2 separate regions of the Homo sapiens genome follow, and region 2 is linked to region 1. Evidence: chromatin loops called from intact Hi-C (ENCODE). Cell type or tissue: K562. All regions are shown on one strand. Each heading gives the region's core, and the rest is flanking DNA. Links, peaks and the distances in the headings are about the cores only.

Region 1 (15,838 bases), core at 3,950-8,949:
CCAAGGCAGGTGGATCACTTGAGGTCAGGAGTTCAAAACCGGCCTGGCCAACATGGCAAAACCCTATCACCACTAAAAATACAAAAATTAGCTGGGCATAGTGGCACATGCCTGTAGTCCCAGCTGCTTGGGAGGCTGAGGCAGGAGAATCACTTGAACCTGGGAGGCAGAGGTTGTGGTAAGCCATGATCATGCCACTGCACTCCAGCCCAGGTGACAGAGCTAGACTCTGTCTGGAGAGAAAAAAGGAGGAGGAAGAGGAAGGAGGAGGAAGAGGGGGAGGAGGAGGAAGAGGGGGAGGAGGAGGAAGAGGGGGAGGAGGAAGAATAAGAAGAAGAAAACCCCAGGAGCCAGAAAAGCAGAGAGAACTAAAAACCAAACGCATGTGGGCAGCCCCTTTCCTGAGCTGGGATGGCAAAATAGAGATCTACACCCATAATATAGGGGATAGGGTTTTAAAAACCAACATGAAGAAGAAAGGAACATTTGGTCGATTGGCATTGAATATTCTCCTTTCTTTGTAGGTCGTCTGCTCTGTACCATGAAGGCTCAAGAGCCTCTTCCAGCTAGGGCTCCTGATGTAATTAGGTTCCACCAATCATATGCACTAACATGGATTTGGAAAGAGAAACTGAAGACCTAGTTCTGCTACTTTGCAAACAGGCATAGGCCAAGGCATTTGATTGTTCTGCAGCATCATTAGTTGAGTGTACAGTGTCTAGTAACTAGTGTCACGGGTATCAGAGGCAAGGCCTGGGTATTTACTGTGGATCAAAAGCAGATGAGCATGATTCTGGAGCCGACAGCTTTAGTGGAGGCTTCCTGATCAGTGTGGTTTCCTAACCATGGCAGTGGTCATGTGGTTCTGGGTTGGTTTTTAAAACCCCAACTGGCAGCTATTTTGTTGGCCAGTTTTGTGTGTGGCTTTGAGAATTGTTCCTAAAGACAAAACCCTCTAGAACGTAAGTTCCTCAAGGAAAGTGAGCTTTGTCTGTTTTGTTCACTAATGTGTTCCCCAAGAACCCAAAAATAGTACTAAACATATGGTAGATGCTCAATAAATATCTGATTGAATGAACAAACTTGAAATCTATTTCTTCAGCCCTTCCGGCAATTTTGTTGGTGTTTAATGCTTTATGGTAAACCTCTCCTGCTTAAACTAACTAGAATAAATTATATGTCTGCAACTTCACAACTCATATCAAGTAAGGAGTAGAAGTTAAGATTTTGAGCCGGGTGCGGTAGCTCACGCCTGTAATCCCAGCACTTTGGGAGCCCAAGGCGGGTGGATCACTTGAGGTCAGGGGTTCAAGACCAGCCTGGCCAACATGGTGAAACCCCGTCTCTACTAAAAATACAAAAATTAGCTCGGCGTGGTGGCATGTGCCTGTAATCCCAGCTACTCACGAGGCTGAGGCAGGAAAATCACTTGAACCCGGGAGGCAGAGGTTGCAGTGAACCAAGATGATACCACTGTACTCCAGCCTGGGTGACAGAGTAAGACTCTGTCACACTCACACACACACAGAAAAAAGATTTTGACATAAAGCCAGAACCTCCAAAGGGATGCCCCTTTAGGAAAAGAGTAGACCACAAAGAATCTGCCCACCAAGCCAGGTGAGCTGCTAAGGACACTTACCTGCCTCTGCTGAGGCTCTGGGAAGGAAGGAAGGAAAAGTATACCCTGAAAATTTTTAATGACAGACCTACACCTTACGTAGGTTTGAAGCTTAAATTTTTACTACCTTGGTCGTCCTGAAACCTTTAAGTCAAGAAATTAACAACAAAGAATACATCCTCAACCAAAGCCATACAGGATTCCACAGGTAAAGCTCTTCTTGGGAGAGAGAAACAACAAAAAACCTACTCACAAGCCACAATCACAAACAATAGGAGGAAACAATCCACTATAAGCAAAAGGCAACAGACAAAACAAAAAACATTCCAAAATTATCAGATAATAGAATTCTCTTTGGAAAAAGTTATACAGAAGTTGCTGCAATCCAAAACTTTTGACCAATTAAAGGGTGAAATCAGGTAAGTTAGCCCCTGCTAGTATACAACTAGGGAAAACTTACCTCTCCTAAGTCACAAAAGTCTTAATCTTCTTCCCACAAAAATTCAGCTTCAGGAAGTCTAACAGCAATCCTAAGGAAGTTAGGGAACATGTCTAGCCAAACTAGATCAATAATCTACTCTGACCATGGGAAATATTTAAGACCTCATAGTTTAAAGCAAACCTTATATCACATAAGTTTCTCAACGCACATAAGTAAACATAATGATGGTAAATCCAAATGCTATGGTAGGCTCAAAGGAGACCATGCATCATCTAGTCATTCAATTAACATGTGCTGAGTATCAAGTTCTATAAGCCAGTTACGAAAACAAGTAAGACAAGGACCAAGAACCTGCAATCTAGTCAGAAAATACAGATATGTATGACATATTCTTGGTTGAAAAGACCTTTTTTGAAAAAAGTGATGGTGCTAGGTAGATGATAAACTGACCTACACATTAGTAAGGCAGGAATCTACTGTTTACCACTATCAAAAATCCCTCCTAGATCACAGATACCCTAGTGAGGCTGCAATTATGACCTTCATTTTCTAGGTGAGGAAACTGAAGTTTAAGCAGATTAACTTGATTTGCCCAACATAGATCCCCAGCTGGAAAATCAGAGAGCTGAGGTTCAAATACAGGGCTGACTCCAAAGCCCTTGCTGTGAACTACTGTGGTACCGAGGCAGGCTTGAGAATCAGCAATAGGCATGGAATCACATTCCCATTCACAAGTAGGTAGACTGCACAAAGGTCAACCTCCCAGCCTCCCAGTCCCCCTTTACACACACTCCATTCTCACTCACTCACAAACCAAACAGAAAAGAACTGGAGGCCGGGCACGGTGGCTCACATCTGTAATCCCAGCACTTTGGGAGGCCGAGGTGGGAGGATCACTTCGAGATCAGGAGTTCGAGACCAGCCTGGCCAACATGGTGAAACCCATCTCTACTAAAAATACAAAAATTAGCAGGGCTTGGTGGCAGATGCCTGTAAATCCCAGCTGCTCAGAAAACTGAGGCAGGAGAATCACTTGAACCCAGGAGGCAGAGGTTGCAGTGAGCCAAGATCACACCACTGCACTCCAGCCTGGGCAAGAGAGCAAACTGCATCTCAAAAAAAAAAAAAAAAAAGGAACTTGGAGCTTGCTCCCAGTAAAAGGCTGCCCCCACTACAATGTGGGTACCTGGGCAAAGTTTTTGGCAAATATGTTTACTTTGGAAGCAAGTAGAAGAATGTCAAAGTATGTGATTCCTGTACTCAGAAAGCTTAGTCTAAGTTTATACTCAAAAGATTATTTGCTCAAATTGTCCACAAATATGTAGTTTGCTCAGGGATTTTAATACATCAGCATGTACATATCAATTTGTATGTATAGTACATACAGGTAATGTAAATGCAAATGTATATAGAGAAAAGCTATAAAAATTGCTCTAAAAAACTTTAATGTAATAGTTCATACAGCTGAGCTAAATTTACCTTTACCCCATCTATGGAGAAAAAAAATAAAATGTTTACTAAATAAGAGTATAACCAAGACTAAGTGTTACTGGTTAAACTATTAAGAACTCTTTCAAAGTAGACTCAAGCACTTAGAAGCATCTATTTACATGCAAAACCAAGGCTCAGGTAATTGCAAATTCCTTAAGGACCAATACTAGGTAATATATTGTGGTTCTAGTCTTTAATTTATCAGTACAAATGATAATATAACATTCCTTGAAAAATGCTCTGTATTTAAGATCTTATGCTAGTTCAGAGTGGCCTTCCCTCTACTCCTTCAGATACTCCAAATTAGTATAGCTTTACTTCAGACGATGGAATTTAAGAAATGAAAGAATCAAAATTCTGATAGTTAAGCAAGCCAAATATGAAAAAGCAGGAGAGCACTGTAATGGAGGAAAGCAGATGGAACAGTTCAAATCCTAAGATCAGATACTGTAATCTTAAAATGGGGCAAGGAAGTAACCCAAAAGAAATATTACTAAAAATAAATATCCTTTTAATCAATATCTTATTTGCTTCCATTAATTATTTCCATCCCTTTTGAAGTTGGAGGGATTTTATGAAGAGAACCAAGTAAGAGAAGGGGCACACCATTTCAAAATTTAAAATTTCTGGCCTGGTGCGGCGAGTCACATCCGTAATCCCAGCACTTTGGGAGGCCGAGGCAGGCAGATCACTTGAGGTCAGGAGTTCGAGACCAGTCTGGCCAACATGGTGAAACCTCGTCTCTACTAAAAATATAAAATATTAGCCTGGCATGGTGGCACACGCCTGTAATCCCAGCTACTCGGGAGGCTGAGGCAGGAGAATTGCTTGAACCTGGGAAGCAGAGGTTGCAGTGTGCCGAGATCGCACCACCGCACTCCAGCCTGGGCAACAGAGCAAGAATGTCTCAAAATAAAATAAAATTTCCTACAGCCACAATGGAAAATGTAAGAATTGGGTCTCATTTGTACACAGAGATAACTATTCCTACTCTCCAATTACAGTGAAAGTTCTCCATGTAGGCTGAGGAACAGGGGGTAAAAGAAATCAGAAGGTAAATTTACACAAAGATCTTTAAAGTTCCACACCGTCAACCATTCAAGGCACTGTACATTAAGGAACGGACAGATACACACTTCTCTCACACCTCAAAGAACAAAATGCAAGAGTGGATGGAAAGAATATCAAAATTGCATTAAAGATCGCTTCACTCTGTTACAAAACAAGTATAGGTGGTCAGTGATGAGTGTTCTGGTTAGGAATGAGGCTCATTCTACGCCCACCCCTTTCACTTTTACTTCCAAGAACTTTGTACACATGAAGACTTAGAGCCATTGCTATAGCTTAAAGTTAGAATTCTCCTACTTAATGCCTATTGGGAACTACACTAATAGAAACTGTTTCTATTATTTTTCTGATTCTATTCATCTATACCACTTACTAAAGCCATCTTGCTCTTCAGTTTTCTTAAACTGGCCAGTTTAACCTTAGCCATTCCACACTTTTATTCCCACGCAAAATCCCTACAATTGCTTATCCAGCTTCTGTAGCATCCCCATCCCTAGTAACATAATTCTATACATCTGGGGGCACACAAGTAGCCAGTGTGTCCTGTCTACTTGAAAGTTTAAGACCGGGCACGGTGGCTTAAACCGGGCGCGGTGGCTCACACCTGTAATCCCAGCACTTTGGGAAGCCAAGGCAGGCGGATCACCTGAGGTGAGGAGTTCGAGATCAGCCTGGCCAACATAATGAAACCCTATCTCTACTAAAAACAAACAAACAAACAAAAAACAACAAAGAATTAGCCAGGTGTGGTGGCACATGCCTATAATCCCAGCTACTTGGGAGGCTGAGGCATGAGAATCGCTTGAACCGGGGAGGGAGAGGTTGCAGTGAGACGAGATTGCACCACTGCACTGCAGCCTGGGTGACAGAGCCAGACTCTGTCTCAAAAAAAAAAAAAAGTTTAATGGATATGAAAAGTAAGAGGCTGTTATAATTATTATATTATACCTTTTGTACAATCACTAATCATCTTTAAAGAACTAGAAGCCCTATAGTTAAACAAAGGAGTATAGGCATTAAGAAACCCCAAATTGTATTTTATTTTGAGATAGGATTCTCACTCTGTCGCCCAGGCTGGAGTGCAGTGGTGCCATCTCAGCTCACTGCAACCTCCGTCTCCTGGGTCAAACAATTCTCCTGCCTCAGCCTCCCAAGTAGCTGGGACCACAAGGATGCGCCACCATGCCTGGCTAATTTTTGTATTTTTAGTAGAGATCGGGTTTCGCCATGTTGGCCAGGCTGGTCTCGAACTCTTGACCTAAGGTGATCCGCCCGCCTCAGCCTCCCAAAGTGCTGGGATTACAGGCATGAGTCACCATGCCCGTCCCCAAACTATCTTTAAATGTACCATTTTTTTTTTAAACTCACTTTAAGAACATAAAGCAAATATTTTCTCTTCCCTAAAATACAAGGAAAGCCTAAATAAAAATAAAACTTTATTTGTTGAAGTAACCTCCAAAAAAAAAGAAGAATGAAAAAAATAAAATAAAGACGACCCCAGCTAAGTCTTTAGACAGAATTTACTCACTGAACAATGAGTAATTTAACCTTGACTAGTTAAGTCTCAAAAATGTCCGATTCTTGGGGAACTGTTCGGATGGCTGAAAAGATAATGAAAGTTTCCCCTGCTCATCCTGACATTTTGCCAGGGTTTTTGCAACAGTAGTTTGCTTATCTAAATAGACATACGTTACTCAGTGAAGGTGAACTGTTGAGCTGTTCCTGTTTGCACAGAACTAAATATTTAGAATTGTAATCGGATCTGTCTGGTGTTTAAGGAAACCAGAAGAGCAACAACAACAAAAGTTCAAATCATACAAGCCTGTGTAGTTAGACAACCAGGGTTACTACTGAGTACTTCTTATTCTAAATCCTATACTCAAGGCTTCTAATCTGCTTAAGTTTTCAGAAGTCAAAATCATTCCCTTTGAAAGGGCTCATTCACAGGTGACTTCTAGAGCAACTAAGGAGAAAGTTAGTCGGTCACCTAAGCCATTAAGCCTCACTTCCGTGGAGAACAAACTTATTGATCAAAGCACCATAATGGCTTTGATGCTGGACTCAAGAATATTCTCTAATTGTGGATGAAATAGCTGCTTTTCTCAATGCTATTTTTAGGTATAATTAAGTGCCCAAAAGATAGGGTGTGGGCAGAATTTTACCAAGGAAGAGAATTTTAACCCATCATTTGGTAAAGTTAGCAAATGATGAGCTGAGGTCCCTGGATGCTCTAGGGCAGCTGCAGAACGAGACATTCACTCAAACTGTATGCCAAAGTATGTGTGTGTATGCATACTTCTGGGGAAAAGGTCTATACTTTGTATAAGATTCTTAAAATGACATGTCAAAACTTTGAGAATCCCAGACCTATAGAATTTCTTTGTGGTCAAACGAAAGCACTTTTGTAGTATCTGTGTCACTTTCATTTGCACCTGTGAGCATTCACAGGTTTCAGTCTAAAACGTATTAACACCCCTGACTACAGTAAGGGTCTTGAGACCCTATCTTTGTCCCACGCCTTTTCAATATTTCTATTATTATTTTTTTGAAACAGCCTCGCTCTGTTGCCCAGGCTGGAATGCACTAGGTGCAATCCCGGCTCACTGCAACCTCCGCCTCCCAGGTTCAAGTGATTCTCCTGCCTCAGCCTCCCAAGTAGCTGGGATTACAGGCGCCCACCACCACTCCCGGCTAAGTTTTTTTGTATTTTTAATAGAGACGGGGTTTCACCAGGTTACCGAGGCTGGTCTCAAACTCCTGACCTCAGGTGATCCACCCGCCTCGGCCTCCCAAAGTGCTGGGATTACAGGCATGAGCCACCATGCCCGGCCTTTTCAATATTTCTAAATCAATTAAGTAGCGTGGTGCATACAGCTGATTAACAGGTCTCCAGAATTATCTGCTGCCACAGTTCAGGTCTTCACATTGAGGCCTCAGAGAGAAGACAGTGGACTCTGACCTTTGGCTCTGGTCTCATTATCTTTGGAACCTTAATTTCCAAAGGAAAATAGTGATAATTCCTGCCCCACATTTCACACAACTGTTGGGGGTGACAATCTTGAACCAAAGATGTAGGGTGTTTTATTTTTGTTAGAGCAGAGGTTGCAAACCATTTTTGACTATGTATTCTATGAAAATGTTGAGTACACCTCCCTAATTTATATTTACTTATAAATTATATATATTACAAAATATATACATCATGAAATCCATATAAAAATAAGCTTGGCCGGGCGCAGTGGCTCAAGCCTGTAATCCCAGCACTTTGGGAGGCCGAGGCGGGCAGATCACGAGGTCAGCAGTTCGAGACCATCCTCGCCAACATGGTGAAACCCCACCTCTACTAAAAATACAAAAAAATTAGCCAGGCGTGGTGGTGGGCACCTGTGGTCCCAGCTACTCAGGAGGCTGGGGCAGGAGAATGGCGTGAACCTGGGAGGCGGAGCTTGCAGTGAGCCGAGATCACGCCACTGCACTCCAGTCTGGGTGACAGAGCGAGACTCCGTCTCAAAATAATAATAATAATAATAAGCTTAATGTATATGCATATTCATTCATATATATATATGTAAGTCCTACTGCATCCCAAGGCACAGCTACATGCAATTTACCTTGAGGACTACCGCTTTAGAATATATCATTTTCTTTATGGTTCTCTAATTTCTTCTTCTTCCTTCAAACTCTCCACCCTCAGCCTTTGTACCCTAAACCCTCTGGTTTTCTTCCTCTGAACATTCTCCTTCAGCAGTTTACTTCCTGCTTCCATCTTTTAAATTTGAGCTTTCATATTAGGTTTTCTGCTCTTCTGGGGACACCCTCCCTTGGCAATGTTGTCTTACTAACCATCAGCAGAAATCTGTGCTTGTTCCTTCTGTGTTCATCTGCAACTACTGAAATTTATACTTGAATCAAAATATCTCACTATTAGCAAATCACCTAGCCCACCCTACCCATATGTCAACACTTACACAAAATCCCTATTATTGCTTATCCAGCTTCTGCTGAATCACCACCTCTAGTAATATAATTCTACGATCTGGAGGATAAAAACTTTTTTTTTTTTTTTTTGAGACTGAGTCTTGCACTGTCACCCCGGCTGGAGTGCAGTGGCGCAATCTCGGGTCACTGCAAGCTCCGCCTCCCAGGTTCACAGCATTCTCCTGCCTCAGCCTCCCAAGTAGCTGGGACTACAGGTACCTGCCACCATGCCCAGCTGACTTTTTTTTTTAAGTAGAGACATGGTTTCATCGTGTTAGCCAGGATGGTCTCAATCTCTTGACCTCGTGATCCGCCCACCTCGGCCTCCCAAAGTACTGGTATTACAGGCGTGAGCCACCGCGCCCAGCCACAGGACATTTTCAAATGGCTCTACTTTTTGGAAATTCTACTTTGATTAAGCTGAAACTAACTTCCCTATAACTTTCACATTAATTCCAGTTTGGCTTCTGAGGCTTTACAAATGGTCCATCACCACCCATACTCGGGAGAATCACTTGAACCCGGGAGGCAGAGGTTGCAGTGAGCCGAGATCACACCACTGCACTCCAGCCTGGGTGACAGAGTGAGACCGCCTCAAAAAAATAAGATAGAAGTAAGGACAAGATCACACAATTATATTTCAGTTATAATCTAGGCTTAGATTGTCAAATATCTAGTTGTAGAGTGAGCACTACCCTAAGCCTTTTACACACTCAAGTCTAAATCACATGCATTATCTTTGTAATCTTAAAATTTAGTCACATGATGACTTTCTCTAAGTAAAACAGGGCAAGTGAACATCGGAGCTAGTCCAAGCCCTATAAACCAAAACAGGTACTGAACATGACAGGTACATCAGGGCAAGCACAGACATGGTCTGGAGGTAAGGTGCAATCACTTTGGCACCAAGCTAACAGGTAAACAGATAACACTAGATATTTAAAAAACTTGTGGGTCTCCAAGCTGATGGATAATACTCTGAAGTCTGAACATGCCAACCATTTAGGAGACATCACTCCTCAGTTGGCAGGGCCCATTCACTTTGTTTAGAAGGCCCCCCTTTCCCAATCCTTTTACTAGTCCCTTGAACAGCTGTCATTAAATGATTACACTGTTGCTAAAAGACAGCTATTCTATCAATCTGAGCTGGTCATGTAAACAAAACAAATATTCTGCTGTAGAATAAGGCATAAAGTACTTATCTAGCCCCTAGGAACTTCCCAGGTAACTCAAGTTGTCTGGCCACGCAGTTTGGAGACTTGATGGCTAGAAAGAACATGACTAAGAGTAGCCAGTAGGATGTCAAGGAAGAACCTGAAGGAGAACATAAGTGAGACAGGGTCTGCTGGTTAGTTTAGAGCCATTCCCTTGGAAGAAAGGGACCATAAACACTTCCTGTATCTAGCTTTGATGAGGAGGAGCTTGGTATGTAAAGAAGCTTTCAGAGTTCTCAATGATGTTGACACAGAAATTCTCTCAGCCCCTTTGCCGGACTCACAGCAGAATTTTAAAATTTTAAAATTCTTTTTAAAGAATTTTGGCTATATCAGACAAAATAGGAATATACAGAGGAGGACTGCTAATTACATGAAACAAGAGGGTGAGAAGGGGAAAAACTTGTTTCAGATGGAAAGGATCCGCTATTCAAATTGTTTTAGAAAAAAAAGATAAAACAATCTGCAGCAATTTAGAATTCTCAAGGTCTGCCAGGGTTTCCTACACAAAGCAGGAATTTTGCCCAACTGCTGCAGAAAGTTAAAAAGAAAAAAAAGACTTTCCCTTCGTTATTTCCTTTTCATGTTAGAAAATATTAGCAAAATTCATCGCTTCTCGGCCTTTTGGCTAAGATCAAGTGTAGAAAATATTAGCAAAATTCAGTCTTTTTTTCTGTCCTTAACAAACTGACATTTAAAATAAGAGTAAAGCCCGGGCACAGTGGTCAAGCCTATAATCCCAGCCCTTTGGGAGGCTGAGGTGGGTGGATCATTTGAGGTCAGGAGTTAGAGACCAGCCTGGCCAACATGGTGAAACACCACCTCTACTAAAAATACAAAAATTAGCCAGGCGTAGTGACAGGCGCCTGTAGTCCCAGCTACTTGGGAGAATCACTTGAACCCGGGAGGCAGAGGTTGCAGTGAGCCGAGATCACACCACTGCACTCCAGCCTGGGTGACAGAGTGAGACCGTCTCAAAAAAATAAGATAGAAGTAAGGACAAGATTACACAATTATATTTCAGTTATAATCTAGGCTTAGATTGTCAAATATCTAGTTGTAGAGCGAGCACTACCCTAAGCCTTTTACACATATTCCTTTAAAATTACTAGTAACATCAAAAAATTTTCCTGCAAGAATCTTATACACATGAAGACCTGGAGCCATCACTTAAAAATTAAAATTCCCCTACTTAATGGCTACTGGGACTAAGAAATTATTTCTGATTATTTCTCTCATTCTGTTAATATATAACACTTCCTAAAGCCATCTTACTCCAGCTTTAATTGGCCAATTTAACCTTGGCTATTCTACATGTCAACACCACATAAAAACCCTATAATTGTTTATCCAGCTTCTGCTGAATCCTCCTCCCTAGTAAAACAATTCCACACATCCATCAGGGGACAATAAAGAACATTCCCAAATAGCTTTATTTATTGTCTTGGATTATCACATAAGTTTTTAACCTCTCTGGGCTTCAGTCTTTATTCACGTAATCTTCATCCATAACTACATGCATTCATTTATTAACTCTTTCAAAAAATATTTACTGAACAACTACTGCCAACCAACAGTAGGCTCATAAAATTTACAATCTGGCCAGGCACAGTGGCTCACACCTGTAATCCCAGCACTTTGGGAGGCCAAGGCGGGTGGATCACCTGAAGTCAGGAGTTCGAGACCAGCCCGATCAAACCCCATCTCTACTAAAAATACAAGAATTAGCCAGGCGTGGTGGCGGGCACTTTAATCCCAGCTACTCAGGAGGCTGAGGCAGGAGGATCGCTCAAACCTGGGAGGTGGAGGTTGCAATAAGCCAAGATCCCGCCACTGTATTCCAGCCTGGGCAACAGAGCAAGACTCTGTCAAAAAAAAAAAAATTTACAATTTAAGTGCTATGTAAAATGAAACAAACTAGGCCAGGTGGCTCATGCCTGTAATCCCAGCACTTTGGGAAGACAAGGAAGGAGGAGCACTTGAGCCCAAGAGTTCAAGACCAGCCTGGGCAACATAGAAAGACCCTGTCTCTACACAAAAATTTAAAAAACTAGCCGAGCATCGTGGTGTGCACCTACGATCCCAGCTACTTGGGAGGCTGAGGTGAGAGGATCACTTGAGCCTGGGAGGTCAAGGCTGCAGTAATTTTTGTATTTTTAGTAGAGACAGGGTTTCACCATGTTGGCCAGGATGATCTCAATCTCCTGACCTTGTGATCTGCCCGACTTGGCCTCCCAAAGTGCTGGGATTACAGGTGTGAGCCACCACGCCCGACCTAAAAAATTTATATATATAAATATATATATAAAATATATATAAAAATATAAATATTTTAAAGACAGCTAGGCTGCTTTGATATTGTCCATTTAAGACCTAAAATTCCATAGTTATATAATATATAGCATATATTTTACTCCTTAATTATCAAAAAAGCAAAACACAAAAAAACTTGTCATTAATAAGAAATATAATATTTAGATCACACCTGAGCAAGGTCTTTTTTCAATCCTGGGAGGAAATTTCTAGTTCTATCACAATTTCCTGTCCTAACAATTAAAATCAATATCAAAGTTGAACAAACAATAAGCCACAAAATATGGGTCTCCTTTCAAATTATGAAAAGGCTGGAATTATTAAGTAGAACTAAACACCATAGAGTGGATGAAGTAAACTCATGTTTAAGGAATAGTTTTTAATATTCAGTTCTGTTCACTTGTCAGCTTTCTGTAACTTAGATTAGTTTAATTAATGTTAATTTTCCATACATTCCAAGATTTAGACTGTAATATAAGTTTATTGAATGCAGCACCAATGACAAAACTGTATTGCAACTCCATCACTAATTAGTTTAAAAATGTATTCTTCAACCACTCCTCTGAAATAACAATGAGTATCGTCATCCAATTCAGAACAACAAACATTCACATAAACAAGTAGGAACAGTCTTGTTTCCAGTTGCTTACAAGTTCCAGAGTCAAATTAATACACTCATGAAAACAATTACTTATATCGGAAAGCCCTAAAGCCACAAAGAACTAACTACCCATCAAAGCTTTACAGTCTTGATTACACAGGGGAATGCAGCTAGGCCGAGCAAACAGCCCAAAGCTGGGCCAGCTTCTCTCTCCTGCAAATTAGTAATGGTCTATGTTTTTCCTCTTCTCTGCCAAATCCTTGAAGAAGGAACACACTTCAAATACAAAAAGAGCCAATAAAAAGAACCCTAAAAATACCTTCTATTCCTGAGATCTAATCATTTCATTCATTTGTCTGACAAATATTTATTATGTACTCACTACTGCAGGCCCCAGGCTAACCCTATGCTGGACTGGGTTGCTGTCTTCAGTGGAGCTTAAGGTCTAGAGAGACAGACCAATATGAATCAAATAATATAGCCAGTGTGATAATTATGAAATAACAATAACCAAGTGCTAATAGTGAGATTTAAAGGAGAATCTTACCTAATATAAAAAGGCAAAGAACACCTCCTTGAGAAAGTGACGACTGTTTAGTCGTCTGAAGGATACTAAATATCTTAAATTTTTTCTCTGCACATTTGCATGGATAATTTTTCTGGTCACCAAATGACTATAGTTCCAAAATAGGATATTTCTGAATATGTAGTGGATATACTTCAAATGTAAGAAAAGCACTTATGCATTCCATTTGCCCTCCACTGTTACCATGAGAAAAGCACACCTTGGCTAGACCACTGGTCCTCCAAGAAAGATGAAACAAATGAAGAAGAGGCAGTCACCCTAGTCATTCCAACCAAGGCCATCCTAGATCAGCTAATAGCTGGCCAACCCTCGAGATCAGCAGAGCCTCCCAGCCAACTATCCTAGACATATGGCCAATAAACACTTACTATTATGTGCAACTGAGGTCTCTCAGTGATCTGAGATATAGTATTATGGCAATAGATAACTGATACACAAGATCAAAAAAAAAATTACCATCCCTGGTCAGGCGTGGTGGTGTATCCCTATAATCCCAGCACGTTGGGAGGCCAAGGCAGGCAAATCGCTTGAGCTCAGGAGTTCAAAACCAGCCTGGGCAACATGGCGAACCTTGACTTAAAAAAAAAAAATACCAAAGTTAGCCGGGTGTGGTGGCATGCACCTGTGGGTCCCAGCTACTCGGGAGGCTGAGGTGGGAGGATCACTTTTCTCTAGGAACTACTGGAGGATATGTTCTCCCAAGATAAGTGAGTAAACCAACAAAGATCCTGATGTGGGGATCCAGAGGTAAAAAATTTAATATAGGAAAAAAGAGGAAGGGAATTATTTGTTTTGGGGTTTTTTTTTGAGACTGGTCTCGCTCTGTCACCCAAGCTGAAGTACACTGGCATGATCACAGCTCACTGCAGCCTCAACCTCCCGGACTCAGGTGATCCTCCCATCTCAGCCTCTCAAGTAGCTGGAACCACAGGCACACGCCATCACACCTGGCTAATTTTTAAATTTTTTTTTGTAGAGATAGGGTTATGCCATGTTGCCCAGAATGGTCTGAAGTCCTGGACTCAAGCGATCACCTGTTTCAGCCTCCCAAAGTGCTGGGATTACAGGTGCGAGCCACCACACCTGGTGATGAAGGGAATTCTTAATTTGTGAAGGTAAGATTCAGGGCAACAGCAGTACAGAGCCAGCACAGGTTGGCAGTTCTAGGAGATGTGCTTCCGAAACAAGCTAAAGAACTGATGCATAACCTGATGTATTTACTTTAGAATTCCAGCAAAGTGTATGTGGATAAGCTGGTGATGTGAAGAAAAGTAAGCAAAGAAAAAGAGATTTATGAAGGATTCCAGGGAAGAAAAAAAAGCATGTGATCGCAATATGTTGATTGTATCATATGAACAATCTTTATGTAGTCATAATAATGTAAACACTGAACACATTGGTTTAAGATGAAAAGTTAGGGAACATTTCTCTAAGGAAGTGACATCTAAAGCACATCTTAAATCTGATAATTATAACAACAGGATAGAGGAAGAAAAGTATGAATGTGTGGTGTGGGGAGAGGGGAAATACAGAAAAGGAAAGTCCTTATCTTTCAGCGTAAGAGCCAACAAAGAAGATCTAAAACTGGGTTGGGCATGGCACCTCACACCTATAATCCCACCACTCTGGAGCCCAAGGCGGGCAGATCACTTGAGCCCAGGAGTTCGAGACCAGCTTGGATAACATGGCGAGACCCTGTCTCTACAAAAGATACAAAAATTAGCCAGGTGTAGTGGTATGCGCCTGTAGTCCAGCTACTCAGGAGGCTAAGGTGGGAGGATCACCTAAGCCAGGAAGTTGAGGCTGCAGTGAGCTATGAAAAAAAAAAAAACCCACTAAAACTGAAATAAAATAGATAGCAATTTAACTAAAAGTTTAGAAATATCAAGTTTAATGGTATGAGAAAGAGATGAGGCTGGACGCAGTGGCTCACACCTGTAATCCCAGCACTCTGGGAGGCCGAGGTGGGCAGATCACTTGAGGTCAGGAGTTCTGAGACCAGCCTGGCCAACATGGCGTCTGAGACCAGCCTGCCAACATGGCGAAACACTTGTCTCTACTAAAAAATACAAAACTTAGCTGGGCTTGGTGGCACGTGCCTGTAATCCCAGCTACTTGGGAGGTTGAGGCAGGAGAATGGCTTGAACCCAGGAGGCAGAGATTGCAGTGAGCCGAGATCACCCCGCCGCACTCCAGGCTGGGTGATCCAGCAAGAATATGTCTCAAAAAAAAAAATAAAAAGAAAAGAAAGAGATGGAAGAGAACAAAGTAGTTAACTTTGGAGAGTAGGAATTAGAATGAGATAAGGAGTTGCTATTTTAAGCCCTGTGTCTTTTTCAGCTATGTTTTAATAAAAATTAAAATTAAGTAATTTTTATCAATTTTTAACCTCATTTGTCTTATTCTCCCCAAATTCTATTTTCATCCATTATGTCTATTACAACTATTTGTTTTATGTATTCATTTACTCACTCAACTATTTATTGGGCAACTATTAATGTCTACTGTTCTAGAGGATAATGGATAC
Region 2 (15,838 bases), core at 7,690-12,689, 62 kb after region 1:
AGGTGGTTCAGAACACTCCTTTTATCTTTTTGTCTCCTTTTAATAATCAAGACTAGATTTACAGTGATTATTTATTTAGACAAAAGGAAGCACCAGTTTCCAAAACCATCATGTCCCCAAATAAGAGGTATCTTGGGATTATAGCTTTATGTTAAAAGTACAGATCTAGTTGGAACTCAACTACTTAACAAAACATTTTTTTTTTTTTGAGATGGGGTCTCGCTATTTTGCCCAGGCTGGGCTTGAACTTGCTATCTTCCTACCTCAGCCTCAAGAGTAGCTGGGATCATGGGGCACATGCCACCCTGCTGGCTTTCACCAAACTTTTATTTAATCAGGGCTATCATGTAAGTATAAAAAAGTTTCATTCCAGGCAGACTACATACAAATCTAAACAAACTGGATTTTTGTCACCTATTAACATGTTTTGAAAACAAATGTAACCCAAAAGCCTAAATTCCCTTATTTCTCACACAAAATGAATCTTACTAAGATGTCACGTGTGTACTCACACACATTACGGGCTTTAAAATACTACTCATCTTTCACCCCAAACAGTAAGAATCACAATGAGGAGGAAAAAATGGCATAAATGACAGCACAGCTGCACTATAGATAAAATATTCCACATTCTCCAAGAAAAAATACCTGTGAGTTTCATCTAAATACATTTCAATTCTGTACCTCAATGAGTGGTTCAGGTTACAAAACTTGCACTTTATTTTGATGGATTTGGTTTCCCCCAAACATTACAAAATACATGCTTTAAACAGAAAAACTTGGAGCAACACAGAAAAACATACTTCCTCCCCTAAACCCACCACATCAAAAGATAGTCACTGTTGGTTAATATTTTGGTAAATGTTCTTCTAGTTGTTGCAGGTTAATGTATGTATATATGAACAAGCAAATAAAAACATAAAAGAGCAAAACTAAGCAGAAGATGGTCCACAAAATATGATTAAAAGAGTATTTTAGCCAATTGACTTGTTTCCAGCAGAATCTCACCCCTCTCCACACCCAATCTCCCCCACCCCCATTGCACCAAAAAAAAAAAAAAAAGCAAAGAGTTTCATTTTGTCTCTTCTGTTTACCTGGAACCCCAAACCCTCAAGGATCAGACTGATGATAGCAAGATGAAAAGCAATGACTAAAAGGTAGGGTTTTTTCTCTGCTTAGTTATCAACTCTACAGAGATGAAATTATTCCTGCCAAACCTTACATCAAGGAGGTACACTAGTGACTAAAGGAAATAATCTTGAAAGAGATAAGAAAGCATGCTATCTTGTTCTAGTTGTTTTTAGTTTTAATTTTACCTCTGAAGACCTGCTCAAATATTTCCATCTCTTGAATGATTCTGAGGACTGTCTAAACCCAAACGCCACTCCGCAGAGGCTCCGAGTTGAGTCAGCACATTGTTTCTATGATTGCAGATGGGCAAATGGAAAAACTGAGGCTTTGCACACTCCCATAAAGATCAGATGATGCCCTCAATCTGTCTTTGCTAGCATGGGAAAACATTCTCCCTCTCAGATTACCAGCCCCCTACCCCCACAGCACCAAAAAAAAAACCAAAAAAACAAACAAAAAAAAACACCATAGAGTTTCATTTTGTCTCTTCTGGTCACCTGGAACCCAAAAACCTCAAGGATTATAGTGCTAGGCCGGGCGTGGCATTTCATATCGTAATCCCAACACTTTAGGAGTCCAAGGTGGAAGGACTGCTTGAGGCCAGGAGTTAAAGACCAGCCTGGGCAACATAGCGACACTTTGCCTTCTACAAAAAAAAAAAAAAAAAAAAAAAAGCCAGGTGCAGTGGAGTGTGCCTGTGATCACAGCTATTTGGCAGGCTGAGGCGGGAGGATCACTTGAGCGCTGCTAGTCAACCAGGGCTGCAGTGAGCTGTGATTGTGTCACTGCACTCCATCCTGGGCAATAGAGCAAGACCCTGTCTCAAAAAAAAAAAAAAAAAAATTTTTTTTTAAAGGACCATACTGCTCATAGCAGTAAGAAATGCAGAGTAACAGAAGTCAGGGTTTCTTCTAGTCTTTGCAAATAAAACCAAAGAAGACCCTTGATAAATTGATGTGGAGAAGAAAGATACTACAAAAGTTTTTTTTGAGATGAGGTCTCCTCTGTTGCTCAGACTGGATTGCAGAGGTGTGATCACAGCTCACTGTAGCCTTGACCTCCTGGCTCAAGTGATCCTCCCACCTCAACCCCCCAAGTAGCTAAGACCACAGGTGTGCACCACCACACCCATTTTCTTTTTATTTTCTGTAGAGGCAGGGTCTCCCAATATTGTCTAGGCTGGTCTTGAATTCCTGGACTCAAGCAATCCTCCCACCTCCCAAAGTTAGCGCTAGGATTACAGGCCACCATGTCTGGCCCAAAGTCTTTTTTTTTTTTTTTTTTTTTTTTGAGATGGAGTCTCGCTCTGTCGCCCAGGCTGGAATGCAATGGCGCGGTCTCGGCTCACTGCAACCTCCACCTCCTGGGTTCAAGCAATTCTCCTGCCTTAGCCTCCCAAGTAGCTGGGATTACAGGTGCCCGCCACCATGCCCAGCTAATTTTTGTATTTTTGGTAGAGTCGGGGTTTCACCATCTTGGTCAGGCTGGTCTCGAACTCCTGACCTCAGGTGATTGGCCCTCCTCAGCCTCCCAAAGTGCTGGGATTACAGGCATGAGCCACCATGCCCAGCCCAAAATCATTTTTAAACTTTTTATTTTTAGATACAGGAGTCTTACTCTGTCACCTGGCTGGTGTACAGTGACACAATCATAGCTTGCTCACTGCAGCCTTGAACTCCCAGGCACAAGTGATCCTCCCACCTCAGCCTCCCAAGTAGCCAGGACTACAGGTGCGTGCCACAACACCTGGTTTACGAAAACATTTAGATATTAGCTAGTCTTTCTGTGCTTATCTCCAATCCCAAGTCCCTAGACTGATAAAAAGCCACTCTAAATAGTAGAAAGAAATAGATTTGGCCGGTGGCTCAGGCTGGGCGCGGTGGCTCATGCCTGTAATCCCAGCACTTTGGGAGGCCGAGGTGGGTGGATCATTTGAGGTCAGAAGTTCAAGACCAGCCTCGCCAACATGGTGAAACCTCACCTCTACTAAAAATACAAAAATTAGCCAGGTGTGGTGGCAGGCGCCTGTAGTCCCAGCTACTTGGGAGGCTGAGGCAGGAGAATCGCTTGAACCCAGGAGGCAGAGTTTGCAGTGAGCAGAGATCGCACCACAGCACTTGCACTCCAGCCTGGGCGACAGAGCAAGGCTCTGTCTCAAAAAAAAAAAAAGAAAGAAAGAAAGAAAGAAATAGACTTGCTTTTAAACTCCTAAGCTCCAGCCAGGCATATTTTTTGTCTTGACTGACATTTTATACAACCTATTTCTTCTTTTCCTATCTAATCTGGGACAGAAAACTTACTCTTTTATGGCAGGCATGGTGACTCATCCGTAATCCCAGTGTTTTGGGAGGCTGAGGCAGTAGGATTGCTTAAGGCCAGGAGTTCAAGATCAGCCTGGGCAACATAGCCAGACTCTGTCTCTCCAAAAAAAAAAAAAAAAAGTTAAAATAAGCTGGGCACAGTGGCAGGAACCTATAGTCCTAGCTACTTGGGAGGCTGAGGTGGAAGGATCGCTTGTGCCCAGGGTTTGAGGCTGCAGTGAGTTATGACTGTACCACTGCAATCTGGCCTGGGCAATGGAGGGAGACCCTGTCACAAATACAAACAAAAACACAGAAGTGCCTGATGGTGTATATCTTCCCAATTCCATATCCGTTTCTTCCTGGACTAATACTTGATTTTGTGTCAGACAGTTAATACGTATTTATGTGCTAATGAGACCCTGTCTTAAAAAAAAATTTAGTCTTTCCTATCAAATTTCCTAAATGACTGTCAATAACCAATTGTGGATATTTCAATATCTACATATAAAAGTGGCAAGTAAAAATCCCTACATTTTTTAAAAAAACAAAATCCACTACAAGCAAATTAAAGAAGTAAATGTAAGATAACCTCAACAAACTCATGTTTTTTAAAAGCATTTTTCTATCTTAAGAACCATTTGTCACCTAACAAGTTCTGCAAGGTTGCAGGATAGAAGATCAACATACAAAAATCACTTGTATATCTATATACAAGCAATGAACAATCTGAAGATAACATTAATAAAACAATTCCATTTATAATAGCATCAAAAAATAAAATACTTAGGAATAAGTTTAACAAAAGGATTGCAAGCACACTGAAAACTACAAAACGTTGTTGAAGGAAATTAAAGAGGACCTAAATAAATGATATGACATCCCCGTTCATGGATGGAAGACTTTGTACTGTTAACATTGCAATACTCCTAAATTGATCTACAGATGCAATGCCCCTATGTAAATTCCAACTGCCTTTTTTTGCAGAAATGGGCAAGTTGATCCCTGAAAAATTCACATGGAAATGCAAGGAATCCTGACAGCCAAAACAATCTTGACAAGGAAGAATGAAGTTGGAGGATTCAAACTTTCTAATTTCAAAACTTATTACAAAGCTGCAGTAATCAAAACAGTGTAGTACTGACATAAAATTAAAGATCAGTGGAACAGATCTTAAGGTTCAGAAGTAAACTCTCAAATGTATGGCCAATTTTTTTTTTTTTTTTTTTTTTGAGACAGAGTCTTGCTCTGTCACCCAGCCTGGAGTGCAGTGGTGCAATCTCAGCTCATTGCAACCTTGACCTCTTGGGTTAAAGCGATTCTCCTGCCTCAGCCTCCTCATCAGCTGGGACTACAGGCATGCACCACCACGCTGGCTAATTTTTGTATTTTTAGTAGAGACGGGGTTTCACCATGTTGGCCAGGCTGGTCTTGAACTCCTGACCTCAAGTGATCCACCTGCCTCAGCCTCCCAAGGTTCCGGGATTACAGGCGTGAGCCACCGTGCCTGGTTACCAATTGATTTTTGACAAGTATGTCAAGACAATTCAATGGAGAAAGAATAGTATTTTCAACAGACAGTACTGGGACAACTGAATAGCCACATGCAAAACAATAAAGTTGGACCCATCCCTCACACCATATATAAAAACTCAAAATGGATTAATGACTTAAATGAAAGAGCTAAAACTATAAAACTCTTAGAAGAAAACATAGGCATAAATCTTTGTGACCTTGGATTAGGCAATGGTTTCTTAGCTATGACACCAAAAGCATAAGCAACAAAAGAAAAAAAATAGAGCTGGTTGCAGTGGCTCACACCTGTAATCCCAGCACTTTGGGAGGCCAAGGCTGGAGGATCGGTTGAGGCCAGGAATTCAAGACCACCCTAGGCACATAGCAAAACCCCGTTGCTCAAAAAATGAGTTAAAAAAAAAAAGGAAAAAAAGACAAGTTGGACTCAATCAAAATTAAAACCTTTTTCTGCTTCAAAGGTCACTACCAAGAAAGTAAAAAGACGACATATAGCATGGGAGAAAAATATTTGCAAATCATATATCTGACAAGTGACTAGTATCCAGAATATAAAAAGAACTCTTACAACTCAACAATAAAAAGACAAATAACCCAAGTTAAAAATGGGCAAAAGAACTGCATAGACATTTCTCCAAAGTTATAGAAATGGCCAGTAAGCACGTGAAGAGATGCCCAACTTCATTAGTCATTAAGGAAATGCAAATCAAAACCACGATGAGATACCACTTCTCACTAGGATGGCATTCTTTTTTTTTTTTTTTTTTTTAACAATAACAAGTGCTGGTGAGGATGCTGGAGAAATTAGAACCTTCATACATTATTCATGGGAATGTCAAATGGTGCAGCCACTTTGAAAAACAGTTTGGCAGTTTCTCAAAAAGTTAATAGAATTACCATATGATCCAGCAATTCTATTCCCGTGTATATATCCAAGAGAATTAGAAATAAATGTCCATGGCCGGGCGCTGTGACTCACGCCTGGAATCCCAGCACTTTGGGAGGCCAAGGCGGATGGATCACCTGAGGAAGAAAATTCAAGACCAGCCTGACCAACATGGAGAAACCCCGTCTCTACTAAAAATACAAAATTAGCCGGCCGTGGTGGTGCGTGCCTGTAATCCCAGCTACCTGGGAGGCTGAGGCAGGAGAATCACTTGAACCCGGGAAGGCGGAGGTTGCGGTGAGGTGAGATCGCACCATTGCACTACAGCCTGGGCAACAAGAGTGAAACTGTCTCGAAAAAAAAAAAAAAAAAAGAAAGAAGGAAATACATGTCCACACTCTTAACACTAAAAGATTAACATCTGGCCTAACAGAAGGGCTTCTGAGACCCTGCTCCAGCTCTATGGCCAACTTGCAATAGGTTGGTTTTCTGTGCCTTTAGTATTGCTCATTATTTAAAACATCCTTCATGAAGACATACCAAGCAGGGGCACTGAGGCAGAAGCCCAGTACAGACCAATGGAAGGAAGGTAGTTGTGACTCACACACTTTTAAGTTGCTCAGAACTCACCCCAATAACATGCCCAAACTAAATCACAGTCCTACTCTATGAGACCACTGAACTATCTTCAGACTAGAATGGGATTTGTCAAGAATGCAACATGCACACCAATGTTCATAGAATCATTATTAATAGGCAAAAAGTGGAAACAATCGAAATGCCCATCAACTGATGAGTGGATAAACAACATGTGGTATATCTATAAAACTGAATATTTGGCCGTAAAAAGGAATGAAATACTGATACATGCTACAACATGGATGAACCTTGAAAACATGTTAAATGAAAGAAGCCAGCCACAAAAGGCCACATTTCATTTACATGTTATATGAAATGTCCAGAATAAGCTAATCCATACAGACAGTAAATTAGTTGCCAGTGACTAGGGGGAACAGAAAATGAGAAGTGACTGCAAAGAGGTATGGAGTTTCTTTCGGGGTGATGAAAATGTTCTGTAAGTAGACAGTAGTAATGACTGCACAACCTTGTGAACATACCAAAAAGCATCAAATCACATACTTTAAAAGGGTGAGTTTTAAGATATGTGAATTATATCTCAATTTTTAAAATTTTAAAAAAGAACCAACTGTTTCAGCAGTAAAATGTTCCTCAAGAGAAATGGAATGAGTTCCTTAATACGAGCAATGGTTAGTTTTCACAAGATCAGGATTCATAATGTTCTTAGCAGATTTGAATTTTTTCCAGGTATATCATGTACAAAGTTAACAAGGAGATTTTCACAAAGACTGGCTATGATCACCCCACCCTAATACATCAACTATTTTCATTTTTTCCACGTTACCTTCCAGTGTATACATATATATATTTTTTTGCATGTCTATATTCCGTGCAAATAATCAGTGCAAATTTTCCCATATTGCTATGTGGCTTTCAAGATTATCACTGAATGGTTGGAAATAGTTCACATTTATAATTTTCTTAACTCTTTCTCCTCCACTCCTTGCCTTGAAGTGTTAGATATTTACTTCCAATTTTTCACTGTTTCTAGATAACGCTGCAACACACATACAACATAAAAAGCTAACATAGCTCTTTTCTTCTCTTGGATCACTGAATTAAGATTTCCAGGGGAAAAAAATACTAAATCATTTTTATGACACCCAGTTGCCTTCCAAAATCATTATAAATTTACACTGCTATAAGCAATACAAACTTGCTATATTAGGCATTACCATTTTTTATACTTTTTATGCAATCAGTGTTAAAATATTTTATCTTTTTTGATCTTCCTTTAGTCTTAAAAGTCTTTGGTTATTCAAGGGCTTCCAAAATCCACAAGCACTTGCTTTTAAAATGCATGCCAATGTTCACAGCAGCATTATTCATAATAACCAATCATAATGGCCAAAAAGTGGAAACTGTCTAAATGTCTATCAACGGATGAGCGGATAAACAACTCAAAAGACTTGTTGTCTTTTTCAGTTGTTTATGATTAAAGAGAATGAAGAATTATTTTAAAACACAGTATTCTTACTCTAAGGAAAGTAGAACCTATAATAAATTGTTCTGTTTTCCTTAAAAATATATATGCATGTAGTCACCTTGTCAACTGCTAGGAAAATAACAAAGCTTAGGATTCAATCACAACAAAAAGGAAAAGAAAAAACCTACAATAACTAGTCACTTTTTTTTTTTTTTTTTAAAAAAGACATGCTCTTGCTCTGTCACCCAGGCTGGAATGCAGTAGTACAATCACAGCTCATTGCAGCCTCAAACTCCTAGATTCAAGCAATCCTTCTGCCTCAGCTTTCCTAAAAGCTTCCTAAAGTGCTGGGATTACAGACATGAGCCACTGCACCCAGCCTAGCCACTCTTTTTTTTCTTGTTTTGAGACAGAGTCTCGCTCTGTCGCACAGGCGGAGTACAGTGGCATGATCTCGGCTCACTGCAACCTCAGCCCCCTGGGTTCAAGCAATTCTCCCACCTCAGCCTCCTAAGTAGCTGGGACTACAGGCACATGCCACCACGCCCGGCTAATTTTTGTATTTTTAGTGGAGACTGGGTTTCACCATGTTGGCCATGCTGGTCTTGAACTCCTGACCTCAAGTGATCCACCCACCTAGGCCTCCCAAAGTGCTGGGATTACAGGCATGAGCCACCACGCCCAGCGAGCCTAGCCACTTTTAGATTTCAACACCAATAATAATTATAAGGACACACGCTAAAATGTCTCTCTTGACTATCAGGCTCCAGTCAAGAGAATGACCAAGAACAATTGCTATGGTTTGAATGCGTCCTCTCAAAATTTCATGTTGACACTTAATCCCCACAGTAGTGATATTAAGAGGTGGGGCCTTTGGGGGAAGTGATTAAGCCATGGGGACTCTGAACCAGCGCCTCATACAAGTGCTGGAGGGAACTAGCTTAGGCCCTTTTCACCTTCCATTTCTCTGCTATGTGAGGATGCCATATGAAGGCTCTCACCAGACGCCAGTGCCAGTGTCTTGATCTTGGACTTCCCAGCCTCTAGAACTGAGAAATAAATTTCTTTTTTTTTTTTTTTTTGAGACAGAGTTTCACTCTTGTTGCCCAGGCTGGAGTGCAGTGGCGCAATCCCGGCTCACTGCAACCTCCACCTCATGGGTTCAAGAGATTCTCCTCCCTCAGCCTCCTGAGTAGCTGGAATTACAGGCGCCCACCACCACAGCTGGCTAATTTTTTGTGTTTTTAGTAGAGACAGGGTTTCATCATGTTGGCCAGGCTGGTGATCTTACCTCAGGTGATCCACCCGCCTCGGCCTCCCAAAGTGCAGGGATTACAAGCATGAGCCACAATGCCCGGCCACCTTCTATTATTTTTAAGTTACCCAGTCTGTGGTATTTTGTTACAGCAGCACAAACAGACTAAGATAACAACCAAGAGCCTACAGAAAGAATTGTTATAATAAAAATACTGGTTAAGCACAAAGTGCCAGGTACTGTTAGAAACATTTATATATTTATTAGTACAATAATTCTTACTAAGTACCATATGAGTTAGAAAATATCCCCATTTTACTTTGAAAAAAACTTAGGGTTAAAGAGGATAAGTTACTTGTCCAAAACAGATCCAGGAAGAGCACATTGTTCTTAACCTTTGCATTAACAGATGCTATCCTCCCCACAGCATGTGAATTCAAAAAGAAGCACTCCCACCTCCGAATGACAGCAAGGGAGGGTTAAATAGGATGACACGAAGATCTCACCGTCCATTACAGCAGTGTTTATGTTCAGTCATAGCACTAATGTAACACAGGGAGAGGGTTTGGCATCCCCATTATCCATCAACATCTAAGCTAGACCACAAACCTCTAGTTCCTCCTTCGAAAGCCTGCCACCACCCCCTCCTTTTTTTTTGAGACAGAGTCTCACTTTGTCGTCCAGTGACGTGATCTCAGCTCACGGCAACCTCCGCCACCTAAGTTCAAGTGATTCTCCTGTCTCAGCCTCCCAAGAAGCTGGGAATTCAAGCACCCACCACCACGCACAGCTAATTTTTCTGTATTTTTATTAGAAACGGGGTTTCACCATGGTGGCCAGACTGTCAGTCTGGAACTCCTGACCTCAAGTGATCCACCTCCCTGGGCCTCCCAAAGTGCCGGGATTACAGGCATGAGCCACCACGCCCAGCCAACTGCCACCCCTTTTTATCCCTCTGTATAGACATCCTAGAGTTGCCAATGTCTGTGATGTTGAAAGAAAGAATGCTTCTTATTGTCTCTTCTTTTCAGTGTTGGTATGATTTGGGTTTCTTGTTTGTGTGTTCTGAGAAAAACAAAAAGAGATGAAAAGACAATACTTTAAAAAACTGTATTCAATCCTAGTGATCCACTTCCACATGTTTGAGTTTAATAGTACTCTTTATATGTCAAGCAAATCTTAATGAATTGAAAGTTTACTGTCAATAACATATACATACACACATATATATATATTTAGAGAAAAGGGCTCATTTGAAAAATATATACCACTTTATAAGTAACTACGCATCTAATTACACTCTACAGGTTTGCTCTTAAAAGTTTATGTAAGGCTGGGTGTGGTGGCTCACGCTTGTAAACATAAAATTTTATATTGAAAATAAAAGCAGGGGTCAGGCATGGTGTCTCATGCTTGTAATCCCAGCACTTCAGGAGGCCGAGGAAGGCAGATCACTTGAGCCCAGGAGTTCAAGATCAGCCTGGACAACATGGCATGACCTCGTTTCTACTAAAAATACAAAAAAAATTAGCCGGGCATGGCAGCGGGTGCCTGTAATCCCAGCTTCTCGGGAAGCTGAGGCATGAGAATGGCATGAGCCCAGGAGGTGGAGCTTGCAGTGAGCCGATATCGTGCCACTGCACTCCAGCCTGGGCAACAGTGCGAGACTCCATCTCAAAAAAAAAAAAAAAAAAAAATTAGCTGGGTGTGGTGGCACACGCCTGTGGTCCCAGGTACTCTGGAGGCTGAGATGGGAGGATCACTCGAACCTGGGAGGTCGAGGCTGCAGTGAGCTATGCTAGCTAGCACCACTGCATTCCAGCCTGGGTAACAGAGCAAGACCCTGTTTTGAAAATAAATAAGTAAAAGCAGGAAAACCCACAGAACAGTTCAGTCTGTTTTGTGGGTTTTCTTGGTTGATGATATTTTAAATTGTGTTTAGATTTGCTAATAATTAAAATTAACCAGCCCCTCACAATGGTTAAGAATGCTTCAGGAAAGATAGTGTGTAATCCCCATAAAAACCAAGAGAAAACGCAGACAAGTTCCTTTCCCGCTTCATCCAGCTCCTACTTAGTCAGGGCTGGTATTTAACTAGGGTCTCTCCTCACCTAAATGTCTATGCTCAGACTTCGGTGATCCTAGTAACGCAATAACTTCTACAAATCAGCATGATTCTCTGTGAGAATTTCACTTATATTATTTGTTAAAACTTGGGAGGTGTGTGGTACAGAGGGTACACAAATGCACGAATAGGACATGGGCTTCAAATGCTTTGATGAACATTTCCATGGAAATTTTACAGATCTGTATGTACTGTGAACAGAAATGAAAAGTCAAGGAAGCTTCACCCCCACAGTCCTAACCAAATCCAATCATCATTACTCTCACAGAAGAAATAATCAATGAGAAAACAAATCATTAAAGGATATCCAAAATAAGCTAAGTCAAATAAAACATCTTATATTTAATTACCTGAGGCTTCAAATAACCTAGGTATCAACACTCATTTCCTAAAATACCCTCCTAGTCTAACCACAACAAAGTAAAAAACTCAGTTAAACTAAGATAAAAATAAAACATAAAATTAAATAAAAATGAGCTCACACACTTGGACTTATTTTCTATATAATAAAATGCTTGTCAAAAATTGCTTGAATCCAGGGCATCTAACATATTGACAGGAAAATCACGAGACCAATAAAAACCAACGGTAACACTCACTATTTGTTTTTTCAATGATGCTGCTACCTTCATCTCTGAATAACTTGGGACCAGAAGACCAGCCTGCTGGAGCAGGAAGAACTCCAATCTAGAAGTCAGGGACATGGGATCTAGTTCAGTTGATGCTACTAGCTAGGTAGGTGGCCCTAAATAGGTCATTTACTTTGTTTTTTCTCTTTCTCAGGGTTTACTTTCCTTAATCAAGGGGCTGACTAGACCAGTTTTTCCTAAACTCACCTAACCATAAGAAGTACCCCAGGGAAACTGTAAACGACATGGATTCCAAAAGCTCTTTCCCAATTCAGAGGTCTCTGGGTGAGGCCTAAGACCTTACTCTTATTAAGTGACCCAAGTAAATCTTTTTTTTTTTTTTTTTTTTTTTTTTTTTTGAGATGGAGTTTCGCTCTTGTTGCCCAGGCTGGAATGCAATGGTGCGATCTCAGTTCACCACAGCCTCCGCCTCCCGGGTTCAAGCAATCCTCCTGCCTCAGCCTCCCGAGTAGTTGGGATTACAGGCATGTGCCACCATGCCCGGCTAATTTTGTATTTTCAGCAGAGACAAGGTCTCTCCATGTTGGTCAGGCTGGTCTTGAATTCCCTTCCTCAGGTGATCCACCCGTCTCAGCCTCCCAAAGTGCCTGGATTACAGGCGTGAGCCACCGCACCCAGCCCCAAGTAAATCTTATCATCAGGTAAATCTGGCAAACACTGGACTAGATAATCCTCAAGCTGCCTGCCTTCCAGCTCTGATTCTGTATTATCTGGATATTTCATAATAGTGTTCTAAAAACACACAAAATTACAATCATTTAATGTATGTTACTGCACAAAAATAAATGTACAACATCATGAAAACAAATATATCAGCTCCCGGTGACACCATTCATACCTTTAAACACTAATAAAAACATCTTCTGGCCAGGCATGGTGGCATGCACCTGTAATCCCAGCACCTTGGAAGGCTCAGATGGGAGGATTGCTTGAGGCCAGGAGTTCAAGACCAGGCCTGGGCAACATAGCAAGACCCTAACAAATACGTATAAAATAATTAAAAAAAAAAAAACAACTTCCTAGATTCAAGGCAAATACAACACTTAATTTGGTGAGAAAAAAATGTGTTTAATATTAAGCTCTCAGTATATTAATATGGAGAGATTTGCTGAGTTATAGAAAGAAATTACCTAATATCTTAGGTGAAAACTGTACAGTGCATTCTTTCCTTGAAGAACAACATTATCTGGTGATCCCACCTGTTACTAAGAAAAAGCTAGAAAAGAGGCTGGCTAAGTCCCTAGCAGCTGTAAATAGCATGCTCTGCAATACTGGAATGCAACTGTTATAAAGCTAAAAGAAAAACAATGAAACAGTAACTGGTTACAAATTCTTCAAATGCACCTCAGCATAGACAACTTGGTGGCCCAATCTTTTGTGAGGACGGTTTTGTCAGGTGAATGGAGAGCCTCTAACATGCTTTCCACACACAAAGGTGGCAGCCTTTCATTTTGCTTTTCCTTCCCCTACACTACATTGCTCTAGTTTTTCTAAAATTCTCATAATCCTCTAGCGGTATTTACTGAATTTATTCTCTTATTTAGACTTGTAAGTAACTACAAAACTAACACACACAAAAAAAGAGAAAGGTTCCTTGCATGGAATACAGAGAGCAGAGTTGTGTAAAGGATGCTCATTAGCAACCAGTTATACAGATAGATTCAAAAATGTAAATAAAAACCAAGATTAAAACACAAAACTGAGTTTGACCAATTACTATGTGACCCTTGCAACAGAAACAGATAAGAAACCAATAGTGAAACATGATTACATAATTTAGCTATGGGAAAAACAGCTGTAGAGCAGCCCATGGAAGAAGCACATTAGTACAGCACATTGTTAGTACAAAACTTTCCAAAATGAATCTTGATGCTGGATATGCAAATGCTGTCAACACAATTCTTTAGACTTAGGATCACACAGGCCAAAAAACTGTTTTAATGGCAAAAAAGGGGACACCAGTTGTTATGCACAACACCACAGAAGCACTGGGTTTAAAGCCATATATATGTTTAAACACATTTCTTTTCTATTGCCCAACAGGCTCTGAGGCAGTGTTGAGACAAAAGACTAAACCTCACACTCAGTAAAATAGAAATGTCAAACCAGGATCAAGGAGAGCAGCATAAGAGAGAGGTTAAGAGAGCAGGTTCTGGTGTCACAAAGACCTAAGTTAAAACCCCAAGGCACAAATTACTGTGTGACCTTGAACAAATCATTTCACCCAAGTCAATTTCCTCATTTGTAAAATGGAGATAATACTTCATTCAGCCATTTGAGATTTAAACAAGGTGATTCATATAAAGCCCCAGCCCCTGTACCTGGCACAGAATACATAGGTAAGTAATAATCATCACCATCATCATGATCAAACTGTAAAATCAGCACAATTACTGTCTCAAATAAAGCCAAGAGTTTCCTGGTAGCCAGAGAAAAAAGACAATCACAGTTCGAATCCAGCCTGGGCAACACAGTGAGACCTTGTCTCTTGGGGAAAAAAAAAAGGAAGAAGAAAGAAGACATTCACATATACTAATATAAAGGTGGCTTTTCTTCCCACATTCAGAACATTCTATTTCCTCCTCTTTAATAAAGAACAACTCAGACTAATTCTCTACAGCTATATACAGGAAAGTCTTCAATACAGAAGTTCTTAACTAGGAAGGACAATTTTGTTTCTTTTTTTTTTTTTTTTTTGAGACAGGGTCTTTGTCCCCAAGGCTGTAGTGCAATGGCACCATCTCAGCTCATTGCAATCTCCGCCTCCCAGGCTCAAGGAATCCTCCCACCTCAGGCCTCCCAAGGAGCTGGGACCACAGGCACACACCACCACGCCCAGCTAATTTTTGTATTTTTTGTAGGCACGGGGTGTCACCAGGTAGCCCAGGCTAGTCTCAAACTCTTGGGCTCAAGCCATCTGCCCACCTTGGCCTCCCAAAGTGCTGGGATTACGGGCATGAGCCACCATGCCTAGCCAAAAGGATAATTTTCAATGAGATCTGGATCTATGATCTAACTGGTCTGGGGAGTTACAATTGGTATTGTTGGGGTTGTTTGTTTTGTTTTGGGTTTTCTTTTGTAAATGAGGAATTTAGGAGAGAGGTAGAGGAAGAAAAAGTCTTCAAACCATTTAATACGCCGTTATTCAGTAGAGAAAAATAAAAGGTTGATTGTTAACACTGTCATAATTGATTTAGAAAATGAAGACATGAAAATCAGGTAAAATGTTTTAACTCAGACATAAAAAAAAGAACCAATATAACTGACAGTAAGGTTAAAGTAACCAAACTGATAATAAAAAAAAAATCCAAGAAAGGGAAGGTGAAAAAATCAATTATTCCCATAGTTTAAGTAACAAATATCCATTCTGTCCTTTTAAGATCATGGCTTAAATTTCCCATTTGCAACCAACTATCTTTGCCTGCTCTTCCGAATATGCCACTAGCTTGAATGTATGCCTTTAACTTGGACTATCTTCTTAACCAAATACATCATTCTAGTTAAAGACAAAAATTAAATCTTGTGCATTATTATTTTTCTAGAATTCATAGGGAAATATTAGTAATTCCATCATTTAAAGAATACATTTCAAAAAAATACTGAGTGGTAATTCTGAAGGAAAAACAGCTCCTCATGAAAATAAATCCATCATAGAAAAATTGTTCAAGGTCAATCAAGCACAAATTTCAAAATAATACGAATTTTGAAATTTTGAGTAAGGGCGGCATTAAGGAGCTGTGAGGTGAAAAACTAAATTCTCAAGGTAAAAAGATATAGAAGTGAAGAAAAGACTTCAGCAAGAAGTACAAACTAGTGTTATCAATTCATGAGTAAATGTGCAAAATTCTAAGTAATAAAAAACTCATGCAATAGATCATCTGTATCAATATTGG

Evidence for each region. A loop is a pair of places that touch in the nucleus more often than their neighbours do. Peaks named below come from ENCODE experiments on the same cell type or tissue, not always from the same donor. Only the 100,000 strongest peaks of a DNase experiment are listed, where the experiment ranks them.
Region 2: it touches region 1 in a loop (2.0-fold over the local background); 5 of 110 quality-filtered maps call a loop at or near these places.

The regions. Positions count from the first base shown.
Region 1 is chr10:102,979,629-102,995,466 of GRCh38, reverse strand. All of the region lies in intron 1 of CNNM2 (cyclin and CBS domain divalent metal cation transport mediator 2), which reads right to left. Among named protein-coding and RNA genes, the nearest start is that of CNNM2, 69 kb to the right of the region's middle. In K562, for the core only: no CTCF peak of the experiment used is centred there; a DNase peak (open chromatin) is centred at 6,256; H3K4me3 peaks cover 974 bases.
Region 2 is chr10:102,921,742-102,937,579 of GRCh38, reverse strand. All of the region lies in intron 1 of CNNM2 (cyclin and CBS domain divalent metal cation transport mediator 2), which reads right to left. Among named protein-coding and RNA genes, the nearest start is that of CNNM2, 11 kb to the right of the region's middle. In K562, for the core only: no CTCF peak of the experiment used is centred there; a DNase peak (open chromatin) is centred at 9,739.